2 separate regions of the Homo sapiens genome follow, and region 1 is linked to region 2. A link is a loop called in an ENCODE intact Hi-C map of the cell type or tissue named here. Cell type or tissue: psoas muscle. All regions are shown on one strand.

Evidence for each region. A loop is a pair of places that touch in the nucleus more often than their neighbours do. Peaks named below come from ENCODE experiments on the same cell type or tissue, not always from the same donor. Only the 100,000 strongest peaks of a DNase experiment are listed, where the experiment ranks them.
Region 1: a loop joins it to region 2, with 25 times the contacts of the local background. A loop is called at or near these places in 4 of 110 quality-filtered maps.

Annotation. Positions count from the first base shown.
Region 1 is chr22:31,138,947-31,141,446 of GRCh38, forward strand. It overlaps PLA2G3 (phospholipase A2 group III), which reads right to left and starts at 1,562. Exons shown (of 7, transcript NM_015715.5): 1 at 895-1,562. The coding sequence starts at 1,408. RefSeq lists enhancers at 1,066-1,624, 1,625-2,184. In psoas muscle, no CTCF peak of the experiment used is centred here; no DNase peak of the experiment used is centred here; H3K27me3 peaks cover 419 bases.
Region 2 is chr22:30,980,499-30,982,998 of GRCh38, forward strand. No RefSeq gene overlaps it. Among named protein-coding and RNA genes, the nearest start is that of TUG1, 12 kb to the left of the region's middle. In psoas muscle, no CTCF peak of the experiment used is centred here; no DNase peak of the experiment used is centred here.

The DNA of each region.
Region 1 (2,500 bases), 160 kb after region 2:
TCTCCCTTCTGTGGGACTCTCAGAGTTTCAAAGCTGGAAAAGAGAAGCCAAGCTGCAGCCTCTGTTGGGCAACTCTAAATGCCAGGTAGCCCACCCATAAATACATGGAAAGGTCTTCCTCAGGGGAATTGGAGTCTGCCTCCAGAGTTCCCAAGCCCACGCCCCAAATAAAACTCCAAAATTATGAATGTGTGTATGATGGAATGGCAAACAGGCAGGGTGCAACCTTTCTCACTGGCACAAGGAGGTGTCGCCAGGATGCCAACCTACTCTGACTCAGGTGCCAAGCCCTCCCCCAACCCTGCACACAAACGCACAGACATCTGTACTGATAGTGCAAGAAATTCATCTATGTTTATTACCATCTAAAAAATAGCACTCTTTACTAAGCATTTCCCACATGCCTGGCACTTCCCACATCCAGGTTCACAGCCAGCCCTGAAAGGGAGGTATCACCTTCATTTTACAGGTGAGGAAATAAGTCCAGAGAGGGGAAGTGACTTGCTCAGCTTGTATGTGCTGAGTTGGGATTTGAACCCAGGCCTTTCGTCTCAGCATCCATTCCACTGGGCACCCCGTGCCCACAAAGCCTCCTCCTGGGTAATGGCTTTTTGGCTCAGTTGACCCTGGATCCTCCCCCAGCCTGCCCAGTCCCTCGGATGGCATTTAATGAGGACTCCCAGGTTTGAATAAGACTTTCCCCAACCGTGACCTCATTTAAGCACCCCATGATGAGATTCGTGATTGCCCCCACTTTACAGATAAGGAAATTGAGGTTCACCATGGTCAAGTCACTCCCCCAGGGACACACAGCCTAGGAGAGTAAGGGCTGGGGCTGAAGAAACCTTGCTTCCCCGATCGGACCCCCCAGCCCACACACCCCTCATGGCTCACCCAGCTCCGAGGAGTTCCCAGCAGAATCTCCAACTCCACACCACAGTGTGCCAGGCATGGTCCATCCTCTCTTCTCTCGCTGGTGCCCTCCACCAGGGACTCCACTCTGCCCTGCTGCTCGCTTCTTCCTGGCCCCTGCTGGACTCTCCTCAAGCGCTCGGCATGCCTCCCACTGACTCTGAAGAGTGGCCAGTGCTCTCTGCAGCTCGGGTCCGGGGGTGTGGATGAAGGAGCCCCAGGCAGTCTCATGAGCACAGAGAGCACCGTAGGCTGCGGTGAGCTCCGGCTCATCCTCCCAGCTACATGACTGCAGCCTCCTATGCGCATCCCAGCGGGCATGGATCAGGGCCAGTCCCTGAGCATCCTTGGCCAGGAAGCTCAGGTACCCCAGTGGGTTGCCAGGGACGGCCTTGGTCAAGTGGCAGGAGGTCCTGTACCAGCGGAGGGCAGGGGAGCCCCCCAGGGCCACCCCCAGGAAGCCCAGCATCCCAAACAGCCCTGCCTGAACCCCCATTCTGCACTGGCCCAGTCCAGTCAGACAAAGCCCCTGGGATGCCTGCCCTTGGTGGCCCCACCAGGCGGCAGCTGAGCAGTGGAACGGAAGCGGAGCCCAGCAGGCCCGGTGCGGCGGGACCAATGAATGGAGCTGCGGGAGGAGGAGGAAAGAGGCTGGAGTATGGGGTGATCTTGGGCTTGTAACCGAATCCACCAGCCGGGCAGGACGCTGATTGGCTGAGGAGTGCACTTGCCAGGGCCCACGCCCCCATTCTGCCTGCCTTCTCAGCACCATCCAGTCACCTGCTGCCAGCCCTGCCTAGATTGGGACTATGGGAGCCAAAGCCCTAAGCTGTGGGATGGGGACCAGGCTGGGGCTTTCACATCTCCTTGAAGGGAAGGAAAAGGGTTCAGGAGCTTGGAGGAGTCCCTTAGAACCCACCCTTCTCACCCTTACCACAGCGGTGGCTGCCACATCCACCTCCATCAGGCTGGCAGGGGGCCATGGGCCTCTGCCAGGGCTGGGTGAAGGAAGGGCTGGGGCTCTGAAGCTACCACCCTGGGAGTTCCCAAGGCTTCTGGGAAAGGGAGTGCCACCTGGGGTGCTCCCCTGCCAAGTCCTGGTTCTTAGAAAGGCTCTCGGCATACTCAGGGGACAGAGCCCCAGGGCTCCCCGCTTCCTAGGACTCCAAGCATGGGCCTGGCCTTGCAGCAACCCTCCTGGTCTGATAACTGGGGGAGACGCAGCGGGAACAGGCCTTGAGAGCCACACAGGGCAGGGCTGATGCTCTGGATTTGAAAGAACTATGGTCCCTAGAGTGGCAGAGAGTGGCCCAGGGTGTATGTCTGTGGCCACCTCCATCCCTGGCCACCTGGGGGGACACAGCAGGCATCATGTGTGCCTCATGAGACAGGAATCTCTCCATCAGGAAGGGGCTATACCCAGGTATTGTTCCTGGATCCCAAAGCCCAGCTTCCAACCATCTAGTGAGGCCAGGGTGCTTACACCCATAGTGCAGATGAAGAAACTGAGGCTCAGTGAGGGTGGGAAAACCTCAGGTGACAGGCTCCAGCTGGGGAGGGCTTAGAGGATGGGAATGCAGCGCTTGGG
Region 2 (2,500 bases):
TGGCACCAGCTCTTGTTCTGTGTCCCTGGGAGGATAAATCTACGAGTTAAGGGTGACAAAACAGTAATGATATCATTTCTTGTCATTTGGAATCGTGCCTGTTGAGAGTAGAATTTGGAGGGCCAGGTAATTGTTGACAATAGGACAATTTAAAGTGGATAGACTGGGCACAGTGGCTCACACCTGTAATCCCAGCACTTTGGGAGACCAAGGTGGGTGGAGCACCTTAGGTCAAGGAATTCAAGACCAGCCTGGCCACATGATGAAACCCCGTCTCTACAAAAATACAAAAATTAGCCAGGCATGATGGTTAATCATGTAATCCCAGCTACTCGGGAGGCTGAGGCTGGAGAATGACTTGAACCCAGGAGGCAGAGGTTGTGGTGAGCCAAGATCGCACTGTTGCACTCTAGCCTGGGCAACAGAGCAAGACTCCATCTCAAAAAAAAAGAAAGAAAAAATTAGCTGAGCATGGTGTTGGGTACCTGTAATCCCAGCTACTTGGGAGGCTGAGGCAGGAGAATCTCTTGAACCTGGGAAGCAGTGTTTGCAGTGAGCTGAGATTGTGCCACTGCACTCCAGCCTAGGTGACAGAGTGAGATTCTGTCTCAAAAAAATAAAGTGGATAAAGCAGGCCAGGACCACTGAGTTAGAATGGTTACTTTGATTGCATTAGCTATTTTATTTTTTTTAATTTTATTTATATATATATATATACTTTGAGACAGAGTCTCGCTGCAACGCCCAGGCTGGAGTGCAATGGTGCGATCTCAGCTCACTGCAACCTCTGCCTCCTGGGTTCAAGTGGTTCTCCTGCCTCAGCCTCCCAAGTAGCTGGGATTACAGGCACACGCGATCATGCTGAACTCATTTTTGTATTTTTAGTAGAGATGTTGGCCAGGGTGGTTTTGAACTCCTGACCTCAAGTGATCCGCCCACCTCAGCCTCCCAAAGTGCCGGGATTACAGGCATGAGCTACCGCCCCTGGCCCCGGTAGCTGTCTTAAAGTGAAGGGCATCAGCTCAAACCCAGAAACTGACCTGTGGGCATAGAATAAAATACAGGCCCTTTTTGTGGCCAGGATAAATGAATCTCGGTGCTTAAATCCACACTAGTACTTGGAGATTAATTATTCAAATTGCAAAATTACAATGCTGGTTGAATTTGTAGCATTACTAACGTCTCTTTTGTGAGAGTTAAGGTATTAATCAGAAAAGAGACTGTATAGAGTGCTGATACCTGGGAAGATTCAGAAGATTTAGAGAATCCCAATCCTCGAAATATCTCAGGAATGAAGGTTTGGGTTACCCTATTAGTCAAAAATCCCTGACTGAATTAAACAAAAAAGTATAGTCAAAGAGGAAGAGATAAATAGCAGTTATAGCCCCATAACCTGTTGGAGAAGTAAGATCTGTAGCCTCTACCCCATATCTTTTAGGTTGCCTTATTTTATTTCCCCCTCTCCTCTTTATTCATTACAGTATTCTGCCCTAACATTTCCTGGCTGAAGTTTGAGCATGATGCAAGTTAATCCAATCAGATTTCTCCTCCATTGGAGCTGAGCCATTCTAGTGGTAGTGTCCCCTCACTGATGTGTATGAGTGTGTTGGTGATGGTTAAATATATCAGGAAATCCGTAAGTTGCAGATTATCAAGATGGGGTTAAGAACTAGAGAAGAATGAGCATCACCCAGAAATCTTAGGCTTATAACTAGAAATTATTTTAGGTTATCTCCCTTTAAGAGGAAGATCTCCCTTTAGGGGGGATTATGTTGAGTGAAGGTATTAAGATTGTTCATGTTGAAGAATGCATGTCCACATAGTGTACGTTTGCCTACCCAGTGTTATCTTTTTCCCCTCTGAGAATAGCACTTCACCTTTCCTTTGGGAAACTACCCATTTCCCATGCCATGTGAGCCCAGAGGATAATGTGTAAGAGGTATATGAGTTTCTGAGAGGAATGTGAGAGGTCTTCACCTGCCCAGATTCCTGACTTAATCTTTAAGTCTTCTTGCCCTGTAGACTCTGAAAAATCTCATCCATTTCCATGGCCTTGGTTTCTAACTGTATATTGATAATTTCCAGATTCCTACCTTTGGCCTTGATATGTGTCTTGAGCTCCAGATCTGAATGCCCACCTGTACCTTGATATCCACTGCTTGATTAACACAAAGATACTCTCACCCAACATAATAAACGCTGACCTCTTCATTTTTTCCTTAAAATCTGCTCTCCAGTGTTCCCTTTGTTGGTAAATGGCACCACCCTCTACTCTGTTTCTCAAACCAGAACATGAGAGTTATTCTCGAAGCTTCCCTCTCTCCCAGAGTCCCTGTTAGTCATTAAATGATCTTGGTGTTAGCATGTAAATATATACCTTAAAACTATCTCCACTTCTATCACTTTGTCCAAGGGAACATATATCTGTTGCTGTAAGTACTATAATGCCTTTCTAGTGGTTTCACTGCCTCTATTATTGTCCCACTGCAGTCTTCTCTAC